Linked DNA regions of Mus musculus: region 1 is linked to region 2. The links are chromatin contacts, found by Hi-C or POLR2A ChIA-PET in ENCODE. All regions are on one chromosome and are shown on one strand. Each heading gives the region's core, a stretch centred on a gene start or an enhancer-like site at or near the end of the contact. The rest is flanking DNA. Distances are from core to core; before and after follow the strand shown.

Region 1 (5,774 bases), core at 1,397-3,896, 35 kb after region 2:
AGAGAGAGAGAGAGAGAGAAAGAGAGAGAGGGAGAGAGGGAGAGAGAGAGAGAGAAAAATGAAAAATTACATCTGTGGGAAAATATGTATGGGTTGAGCAAATAATATGCCACTTTCTATAAGCAACTTGGTGACCTCAGAGCGACCTGGACCCAACCTCCAGTCTCCATGGATACCAGAGGATGAGCCCAGCCTCCATGGATACCAGAGGATGAGCAGATGCTCATTTTCTTCCAACCCAATAAACAAGCACATAAAAGAACTGTCTTAAGTCATACTCAGGAGGTAAAATAAACTTCCTCTTTCCAATACCATCCTCCCCACTTCAACAACAACAAAAACTATCCTACCATACCTTTAAACAACTCTCAAGATCAGAACCATTTTCCTTACATTTCCTCGGTTCCACCAGCCTCCATTACCCAGCAGTGCAAGACTATCTCCATGTTGTTGTCTGTACTTGTGCCTCTTTCAGGGTCTCTCACATTTGAGGGAAAAGTACCTGAGTCACAGTTTAGTTTGAGATTAGCCCCCACCAGTCCTCACTTTCCCTTGCCCTGTCAAAAGGGAAACAGGGTGGCGTGCCTGAAGAGAAAAACCTGTTGCCCCCAAGGTCCATAGCTGGGAGAACATGTGCAGCCATTGCAATCAGGAAAGACCTCCTGCTTACCCCAGCCCAGGCCCTCAGTACCTCCACAAAGACACATCACATGCTTGTTTCTGTTGATTCTGGCCACGTTGTTCCCTAAGTCCATCATATGCACCTGACCTCATGCTCATGTCACTGTTTTCTTTTGTTTTGTTTTTTTTCCTAGCTTCATTTGTCATCATTTGAGCCCCTCTCTCCTCGGCCTTTTCCTACATCTCCAAGGTTACCTTTTCTTGTACAGTGACTACAGATGACAGAGTGTAAATCTTCCAATGGCTCCATCACTTCCGTGTGAATGAAACTCGCATGTCTCAGCTGCTTCCGTTATATGGTTAGTTGGTTCGGATTTGGCTTGGCTTGGCTTGGTTTCATTTAGGTTTGGGGTTTTTAAGAGGTCAACCTTTCCGTGTAACCTCCATGTATCTCAGACCCCAAGGATCCTCCTCCTCTTCTTCCTGAGTTCTAGGCCTACAAGCAGGTGCCACACAGCTTTATTTATTTATTTTATGTTGGAAGTGCTAGGGGCACCTGTATGCTAGGCAAACTTTTTAAAAGTGTCCTATCAAGCTTAGCTTCCACACCCCTTCATACCCTGGAGACCCCCTCAAGATCCCCACACTTGCTGGTGTCACTTTTGAGCTTTTGAGACCCACTCAATAAGTGATAATGAACGAAAGTGAAATGATAGGGTGAATGAACTCCCATTAGTTACCACCAGCAGCAATAACAGCAACACCCCGCCCCCTCTAATAGTACAGACCTCTGCTAATGGTCATACCCCGAGTCCAGAAGTAAATTGAAGAGGGGACATGGTATCCATGAGTAGCGGGGACTCCATGCCACCATGGGCAACTTCCTGAAGCAACACACACACACATTACCCTGTGAGCTTCATGCTAGTTCTTGAATGTGAACAGCAAACATCTCCCTAGCAAAACTGAAGCTGGCACGGTGATCGATCGTGAGATGTGTCCGTGATGTGGTAGAAAATGTGAATACGTCACCTCTCCATAGGCAACATGGACCTGTACCAGCAGGGTAGTGTAGGAAAAAGAAAATGACAAAAAGTGAAATGGGATTCGGAAGTCCATGTGGAGGCGTCACTTAAACTTCTGTCACTAGTCTCCCGACACCTCCACCTGTACAATGGAATCATAGCCTAATACTATCTACCTAATTTCTCCAAATTCCATCCTCAGGTGAAGCCCTCACCACAGACAGTAGTCTGCGCACAGTAAGGGCTTAAGAGATAATAAAAGATAACACTGTATTGGCCATTTTGCTGTGAGGGTCAAGAAATGAAACGCAGCATGAACCTATGTCAAACACATCAAGTAATGTAAAGTCCCTAGTTCTAGGCTGTGTGGTAGCCCTGGTGCCCTGGCAGTGCCTGAAGACGCCAAGGTGACGCGATAAGCTCCTTCTTTGATCCCGGAAGTTTCCACCAGAATGCCCTAGGGTCCTAGACCGCCCTGGGGAGGGGCGAGAGGTTCAGGGGAAGACTGCTGGAGAGAAACTGGAACCTACCTGCTTTCACTGCATTCTTTCCGCTCCCTCACCCTCAGCCACTTGCGGAGCAGGAAGCGTTTTCGGCGCGGGGACGCACTGGGTGTGGAGCAGTTGGACCACGGGGTGTCCTCGTCGCTGGAGGGCGTAATCTCAATGGACGGCAGTTGCAGGAACTCCTTGCCGGGGGCCAGGACGCCGGGTAGGTCCGGGGCTACCAACCCCGCCTCCAGGCTCTGCTCCTGCACGTTCTTCATCCGGCGCATCTTAAAGCGCCGGCGGCGAAGCGTGGGGGTGGACGAGCTGGACCACACCGCGCTGCCCTCGGGTGCGCCCTGAGGTTCTGGCACCTGCAGGGCGGGCAGCTGCAGGTTCTCCATCATGTTGGCCGCCGGCATCGGGGTCCCTGGCCGCTGCTCCGTGCCCTCCGCCTGCAGCCTGGCTCGAGGCTTCCTCTCTCGGCTCCCTACCCTGGGGCCCGTGGCACTATCCCCTCTCACGTTCAGCGGGAGGCTCGAGCCTGCCAGTAGATCAAGTTCCTTTTCCTGGAGCGCCGCGAGGAGGGGACTGAAGGGGACGCCGCCTCCTGCGGTCTAGAACTTTAAGAAGCGCGCTTCCTCGCTCAGTCCGACGAGGGAAGAGGCGACCCGGGACGCAGTGACAGTCGCCTGCCAAGCTTTGCCACCCGGCTGCCCTCCTGGGGCTCCCCTTCGCGTGCCCGTGTGTTTGTCTTCCGCTGCGCCCGCTTGCTCGCTTGCTCTCTCTGCCGGTGTCTTTGCCTTAGCGGGACTCGGCGGCCCCGGACCCCAGGGAACTGCGCAGCAAACTCTCAGTGGTTTGCGTTCAGCCGACTGCGTTGGGGAGCCGGCTTGGCGCTGCAGGAGAGTGGAGGACTGGAAGAAGAGGCGGTGGTAGGAGGGAGAGGAAAGAGAGAGAGAGAGAGAGAGAGAGCAAGGGAGACACTAGATAAAAACAAAAAAAGGTGGAGTAGGTGGAGGGGGGTGGGGGCTGAGGAGGGAGTGGGTTGCTAGCCTGAAAGGACACGCACAGGCAGCGACAGCCAGCGACAGCCTTGTAACTGTACACGGAATCCCTTGGGGAGGGACTATACCTCCGAGTCAAGGCTGCTCCAATCAGCCTAATGAAATAGGAGCACAATCCAAACTTTCTCAAGGCAACGATTGGCTAAGCAGCTCTGGTTAGCAAACTCCCTGTTTTTTTTTCCCCTGGGGGAGGGGAATCAATGGATTTAGCCCTCCCTCGCAGACCACCCAAGATACAGGGTTGAAGGAAAACTGGGTGACTTTTCAGCCAAATCTCTCTCCTAAGAAATGCGCGTTCTCCGAGTTGTTTGGAGTGCTGACCAGGAAGACAGGGCATACATAATCAGAAGGAAAATGGAAAGTTCCTGGAGGCTGCTTCCAAAATGGCAAGCTGGGAAGAAAAGACAGTTCTGTAGAATAAGCTGAGGACACCAGACACGGACACAAAGACACACGATAGGGTGGAAAGACACAGGACACACAGGACCATTAAGGGAAAGATACTGGATACATGGTGTGTGGCCTGGCCAAAACTATAGCCCGATTATAAGTGAAAGGCAAAGAGGCTGAGAGAAGTTAGCCGGTGCACCACCCTCAGAGACTCCAGGGAGTCAAGTGCATCCTTGGACATTCCTGAGACTGTGTGATGCTGCTTCATCTTGCTGGGGAATGGGTTGGGTCACACCGTTTACTGTGGCCTCAGACCTCTGAACAGAAATATGGACTAGTCCTGCCAAGTATATCAGTGTGCTAGAGGCAGGTGAACCCTGAGAGGTGGGATGTAGAAGTGATCTGCTTTAGGAAGACATTCTGTGTTGGACTGAGCTTGCTGGGGTACAAGTTTAACACTCAACGACCCCCACCCCAAACAAGGAATTTGCCTCTTCAGTGGGAGACCGAAAGGAATAACAAAGACCCCAATACATGGCCCACAATCTGGCCCATTCTCTTTGCCGGTATTTGTTAGTCCAGTTTCCCTTTGGATGAATAAAAATCACATCCCTAAAGGTCATAAGAATCCACTTCAGGCCTGGTGGTGGTGGTAGCACACACCTTTAGTTCTAGCACTCAAGAGGTAGAGGCAGGCAAATCCCCGTGAGTTCGAGGCCAGCCTGGTCCACAGAGGGAGCTCAAGAACAGCCAGGGCTAGTCAGAGAGAGAGAAAGAGAAAAAAAAATCCACTTTAAAATAGCATATACCCCTACAGGTCAATAAGACATCTGAGGTAACAGCTGTCTGTCATGTCCTGCATTGACACATGGGAAGCTAAGACATCCTGCCATTCATTATGCAACCTCCTTGAGGCTGTGAATAAAAAGGAAGTGCATCTGGTGAAGGGCCAAGGTCCGGTTCACCCTAAGCGATGTCAGAGTATCAGTCCCTTTCCTGACCCTTCACATCCGGCTGCTGGCTTGCACATGATTCACTATCACTCTATTTTAACTCCCGGTGGCAGAGAAAGGAGAAAGCTCTAGTCATCAGGTGTCAGGCCTGGCAAAGACCTGAAAAGCTCTTCCGGCTTGGACCAGGAGGATGGTCGGTGTCTCTTAACTTCAGAGTCGGTCAGGGATCTACATAGTTTGTTCACTGTCTTAGATCCTTTCCGTGGAGGAGGGCTTTGCAGGAGGGTCTGACAGCTTCCCAGAGAACCTGCCTCTTAGATGCGCTGTTGATATAAGGGATCAGAGTCTCTCTTGCTCAAGGAAAACAGGGCATTACCAGTTATTCTTTGAAGAAAGAAAAGGTACAACACACACACACACACACACACACACACACACACACACACACACACACACTTGCCATAGGCCTTCTCAATTTAAATTCATAGCCTCAAAATGAAGATGAACCACCAGCTTCTTCCTCCAGTGCACTTCAGACAGGTGTCCCGCCCACGAGTCTGGACCTAAAATCCTCTAATATTTAATCTAAGCTTCAGGCACAGAAGTGGTGGAGAATTACTGCTTACATTTCCTCTGGTCTAAGGTAAAACCTCGGCTGGACCAAATCTAAAAGGTTCTCACATGCAGATTCCAGGAGCATCCCTCATCCCTGCCTGATCCTCTCCTTCGCTCACTTCTGCCTGGAGCCTCGTTTTTTTTTTTTTTTCCTTAAAGCTTTAACCTTTTCACTCATCAAATCCCCAGTCAAAATTAGGAGTTCAAGTTTATCCTCACTTACAAAGCAAGTCTGAGGGCAGCCTGAGCTAGGCCTCTCTGTTTCTGTCTCTGTCTCTGTCTCTGTCTCTGTCTCTGTCTCTCTCTTTTGCACTAGTGTGCTCACACACACACACACACACACACACACACACACACACACACACACAGGGGAGGGGGAACAAATACAAACTAACAAAAAGAAAATCAAAACCTCACTGCCCGCCACCACAGCTGTCTCTGTTTACTTTGGAGCACAGATAGTTGCAGCTGCCAGCAGATGTCCCCTCTAAGCTCCTCAGAAAGAGCCAAAAGTCTCTTCCTCTGAACCCTTCCAATATGCTCTTGATTGGCATGTGACCTTTAGAGCTTACAGAAAGGTTTTAATACATCACATTATACCTTCCTAGAGACCTTAGG
Region 2 (5,708 bases), core at 2,925-5,424:
ACTCTTATAAGGACAACATTTAATTGGGGCTGGCTTACAGGTTCAGAGGTTCAGTCTATTATCATCAAGGTGGAAGCAGGGCAGCATCCAGGCAGGCATGGTGCAGGAGGAGCTGAGAGGTCTACCTCTTCATCTGGAGGCTGCTAGCAGAATACTGGCTTCCACGCAGCAAGGATGAGGGTCTTAAAGCCCATACCCACAGTGACACACTTCCTCCAACAAAGCCACACCTACTCCAACAGCGCCATACCTTCCAATAGTGCCACTCCCTGGGCCAAGCATATTCAAACCACCACACACTAATACACAACGCTCTCATATATGCATACATTCAAACACTTAGACATACACACATACATACACTAACATACACACACACACTCACACAGAATTCTTGAATATACCTGAGGGAACCAGCAGACTCCCAGTGCTGTTCCCCATGTGCCTAGTACTGCAGAGGTGTGTCCCAGATAGTCCCATTAACACAACCCTGGGGGGAAGGGCTGGGGGGAAATGCACAGTAATTCACGAAGCATGCTCCAGAAGGCAGGCCATGGTGGGGAAACTCTGAAATGCATGCTGGACAGAGTCCCTTGAGTCCACTGAACTACCATCTTCCTCCCCACCCCAAGGACCAGACACACAGGTAGAAAACACCGGCCAACCTCATAAGCCATAAGAAGATGCACTTGTTCCATCTGATGGAGATGGAACCTGGTATCCTTTCAATATTTTATTTAGTTTAATGTCTTCTTTTATTTTTGCAGCTCTGGGGATGGAGCCCGGGGTCTTTCCTGTGTTGGAAAGTCCTCTCCCACTGAGGCCTGGGCCTTCTTTTATCTTGAGACAGCACCAGTAAGTTTCCTAGATTGACCTTGAACTCATCACCCCTTGGGCTTGAACTTCCAGGCTTCCAGCTTCCCAGTAGCACATGGGACCCCAGGCACATGTGGCCACTGTGCCCAGCCCCTTTCCTGGAAGGGCATCTCCTGAGGACAGTTAGCTCTTCCTCTCCCAGGCAATGATGCACTAAATCTCTAAACTAAAGTTTGAGATTCAGGTGGGCCCAAGCTGTCACAAGGCTTGCAAGATGAAACTCAGTACTCCTCAACCGTGATGGGAGCCACCCACACCAAGACTGGAGAGACCAAAGTGCCTATTTCTCCGCTTTTGGCAATAATCTGCCGACTGCTGCACTAACAACAATTATCTCATGCTAATTGGGAATTTTAAAACCCTGCAAGCGACAGTTACAGCTGTCTTTCATTAATAAACAAGGAGAAAAAAATTCTCTTGAACTGTGGATGCGGTAGGAACAGACAAGCCTGAGCTTTCCCTGCCTTTGCTGCTTTTTGGCCTTATAACCCCCAGGCCAAGCTCACTTAATCCTCTCCTAGCCTAATTCCTCATGAAACGGAGACTTACTGTGTTTAGTCACTACTTAATCCTCAATTTATAGAGCTGGGGATTAATTTTTGAGGAATACAATCATCGTCCCCCGAAACACAAAGACTCAAGTTCTAGTCTCAACTCTCCCACTTAGCAGGGGGAGATGGGATTTACATTTTTCCTGAAAGGTCAGATGTGCACGACAACACTTGCCGAAGAGAGCGCAGTGAGATTTAGAAAAGGCAGAGGCTGCGGCAGGTGCTGAATACCAATTGTACTGAATAGCCACAGTTGGCTGACCCAATGGATACGTTGAAACAGCCAAGGTTCACAAGGTGATAAGAGACTCATAAGATATTTGTTGTCTGTTCTTGTTTGTCATGTTATGCTGGTGTCTTTGCGGTATTGGAGTTAAAACTAGGGCCAAAAGCACGCCAGGCAAACACTCTATTGTTGAGCCATACTATCCATACAGAGGAAATTCTTTTTTTATTTTCTTTTGGGTGGGAATATGCACCCGTGTCACAGCATGTGTGTGGAAGTCAGAGAACTGCTTGTAAGAATCAGTTCTCTCCTTCCACCATGTGGGGCCTATGGATTGAACTCAGGAACTCAGGGTTGGCGGCAGGCGCCTTTGCATAGCCATTGAGTCCCCTCACTCAACACCAAGAGAGATGCTCAATGACACAAAAACCAAGAAGAGCCCCTGTAGAGCCATCACCATCACAACTGCAAGAGATAACTACATCTGCATGCTGCATGACATTTCCACACAGAAATGATGCCAGAGTTTACAATCTCAGTTTAAGTAGGTAAGGCATATTCAGGAAGAGATCGGAGTTAACAGAGAAGTGGAGAATAAAGAAAATCAGTTTCTGTTTGTCACCTGGCGAGCAAGTATGGGAAAGTCTAATAATAGACATAAGTACACAGATGTGATTGGGACATGGTGACAGACTGCCAGCTTCTTACACAACACACCTAATAGTCTCAAATAGTACTTAGAAAAAGCACAGGTTGCGAGAAAACTGCCAACCTGCCTACCAGCTTGGGAGGCTCGCTTCTGTTTAACGGCTTCCATGGGAACCTGCAGTAAGAGAGGTAGCTGGACAGAGATTTAGAGTGTGTTCAGAATGCAGCTCAATATTTTCCTCACTCACCAAAATCCACAAGCACTTTTCTGTTAAAGATTTTGTCTACCTCTAAACATGCCCGTGGTGTCTGTGCTTCGTTTGATTTGGGTTTGCTTTGCTCAATTTGAGACAGTGTTGTTTTGTAGTCCCGGCCGTCTGGAATTTAACTAAGTAGCCCAGGCTGGCCTCAAAGTTGCAAGGGTCCGCTTAACTCTGCTTCTACAATGCTGGGATTACAGGTGTGAGTCATCATGCCTAGCTGTGTTTTATGTTGTTTAAACAGAATCTCACTATGTAGCACAGGCTGGCCTCAAACTCCAGATTCTTCTGTCTCCGCCTCCTGCATAGCAGAAATTATAGGCAGCACTGGGCTCAGGTTCCATGTTTGTTCTTTAAAGGGGGAGGGGGCGGGGGCGGAGGCGGAGGCGGAGGCGGGGGCGGGGCAGGTCTCCTTCAAATCTTATTTTAACTTTTCTTCATGGCTATTGGCACTGCTCTTTGGCTGTTAAATCTTTGTCAAAGCATAATAAACTGGGTGCTTGGGGGATAGAGGGATGGTTCCGCGGTTAAGAGCACAGATTGCTCTTCCAGAGGACCTGTGCTCAATTCCCAGCAATCACATGGTGGCTCACGACCATCAATAATGAGATCTGATGCCCTCTTCTGGTGTGTCTGAAGACAGCTACAGTATAGTCATAAACGTAAATAAATAATTCCTTTTTTAAAAAATTAAAAAAATAAAATGGGTGCTTTAACATGCACTCACATGGTGCTCACAACCATCTGTAACTCCAGTTTCAGGAAACCTGATACACTTTTCTGGCTTCTGCTGGCATGAGGCATCCAGGTGGTGCTGAGGTATATGCGCAGACAAAACACCCATATACATTAATAAATAAATAAATCTTAAAGAGAGAAACCCTGCCCCAAGAACCAAATAAATAAATGAGTGAATATAATTTAAATATTAAAAGCAACTAGAAAATCCATTGCAGTCCATCTGGGTAGGGGGTGACCTTCACCTGTTTATGACAGATAATACAGAGAACACCCAAAGATGGCAGAGCAGATAGCTGAGTTGACAGTAGCCACCAGTCACATATTGTGTGACTTTCACTGAATGAGAAATGCAGTCCTTAGCTGCCCTTTAGGTATTCACTATCCATAAGAAGTGGCTTCTGTATTGGGCAGCCAGAAGGTTTGCATTTTCTCAGAGAGTATTACTGGGCAGCACTAGTGTAAGAAGTTTCCAGCTCAACCAAGGATTGACATTCTCGCTCTGCCGCTTGTGTTCTGAGCAACTCAGAGAAGCAAGCTAAGTCCTCTCTCGATTCCCATGGCCTGCCTGTTCAGACCAAAGTGAAAAGGCTCCTTACAAAGACTGTAGGACCTGATAATGTATACACATTAACAAAAGGATTGCTAATCAGTAAACGAACACCCAATGAATGGCCACAACCCTTGTATCTATTATCGTATCTTACAGGGTTCTCTTAACCTGGAACAGGACTCTGTGGTGGGCAGGTCCATCGCTGACCTCAGGGTCTCTCCTCCTTTCTTTGTATTTCACTATGAGATCAAGGCTGGCGGACTCCACTTCCCTCTGTCTCCCAGATCCCCATGGTCTACTCGTCACTCACCCAGCTGCTCAGACCTGTCTCGCAGCACTCTACACCCAGATTACTTTAATGGGCTCTCAACTGCTTTTCCTGTTGCCAGTCTGGGCCCCTTTCCAGCCTACCCTCCACAAAGACAGTGATATCCCGGACAAGGGTGATTCCATTGCCGCAGGCCATTCCCTGGCTGAAAATCCTGGGACTAGCCCAGGGACAGAGTTCAGTGGTTAGAGAGCTTTGCCTAATGTGCACATGCTTGGACACTCACACGCACACTCACACGCGCACACACACTTGGGGCTTCACATAATTTTGGAGCAAAGGTCACACTCTTATCTTAACAATAACAACTCCGAGCTTGACTGCTGTGTCACTCTGCAGCGACCTCATCTCCTTACCTGTAGCTCCACTCCACCCATGCTTCGTGTCCCCGCCTTTGAGTTTACTCCTCTGACCTGTACCAAACTCACTCTATTTCTTCCTTTTGCTCAGTATACCCAGTGATCCCTGTCCCGGGGCAACGCTGGCCTAAGGATTGAGCCCCAGGTTCTAGTGTTTGGCTGCTTCTATCTTAACTCTGTGGAGGACCACTTAGTACACTCAATTTCAATCCTTAGAAGATATTCCACAGGAGTTACAGAGACAAAGTTTGGAGCTGAGACGAAAGGATGGACCATCTAGAGACTGCCACACCTGGGAATCCATCCCATAATCAGCCTCCAAATGCTGACACCATTGCATACGCCAGCAAGATTTTGCTGAAAGGACCCTGATATAGCTATCTCCTGTGAGGCTCTGCCGGTGCCTGGCAAACACAGAAGTGGATGCTCACAGTCTGCTATTGGCTGGAACGCAGGGCCCCCAATATAAGAGCAAGAGAAAGTACCCAAGAGCTGAAGGGGTCTGCAATCCTATAGGTGGACCAACAATATGAACAAATCAGTACCCCCAGAGCTCGTGTCTCTAGCTGCATATGTTATAGAAGACCATCACTGGAAAGAGAGGCCCATTGGACTTGCAAACTTTATATGCCTCAGTACAGGGGAACACCAGGGCCAAGAAGTGGGAGTGGGTGGGTAGGGGAGTTGGGGCGGAGGGTATAGGGGACTTTTGGGATAGCATTTGAAATGTAAATGAAGAAAATACTTAATTTAAAAAAAGGGAAAAAAAGATATTCCATATTACAAAATAGCATCCACATTATTGGAGTGTTACAGGAGTTCAACTAAAACTCCCAAGACAGGCTGGCACTGAGTAGACACACTATGTATGTAGATATTATGTCTTCCATTATTCATCCAAATTAAAATCTTCAGGAAAGAAGTCTTCCGGATGGCTATCGCCTACATTCTAGTATGTGTCATCCTGAAATGGCCTTTTTCGAGGTTGGCATGCTTAGATGGATTCTAATAAATAATTTGCTTCACAGACAAACATGGTGTCACACGTCTGTAATCCCAGCACTTGGGAAGCAGGGGCAGGAAGAACTCTAGTTTGAGGGTAGCCAGGGCTACACAACAAAACTGTGTCTCAAAAAATATACATGATAATCACTTCACTTCACTGTATC

What was found. Hi-C counts contacts between places; a loop is a spot of excess contacts on that map. ChIA-PET counts read pairs that join two places held with the same protein, here RNA polymerase II (POLR2A).
Region 1: a loop to region 2 is called in a map of heart, with 2.7 times the contacts of the local background. The contact joins the promoter of Gramd1b here to the enhancer-like site in region 2. A Hi-C loop is called at or near these places in 15 of 37 maps with a recorded cell type or tissue (T-helper 1 cell, T-helper 17 cell, T-helper 2 cell and 4 more). POLR2A ChIA-PET finds 5 or more read pairs at or near these places in 2 of 5 experiments (both embryonic stem cell).

The regions. Positions count from the first base shown.
Region 1 is chr9:40,453,118-40,458,891 of GRCm38, forward strand. It overlaps Gramd1b (GRAM domain containing 1B), which reads right to left and starts at 2,647. Exons shown (of 20, transcript NM_172768.2): 1 at 2,177-2,647. The coding sequence starts at 2,553.
Region 2 is chr9:40,416,642-40,422,349 of GRCm38, forward strand. All of the region lies in intron 1 of Gramd1b (GRAM domain containing 1B), which reads right to left. Gm51668 (a long non-coding RNA gene) reads left to right here and starts at 339. Exons shown (of 3, transcript XR_003948127.1): 1 at 339-855. Within about 2 kb of position 4,175, at least 1 of the 3 ENCODE cell types and tissues checked has a DNase peak (open chromatin) inside an H3K27ac peak, as active enhancers do; it is heart, where a contact is called at or near this core.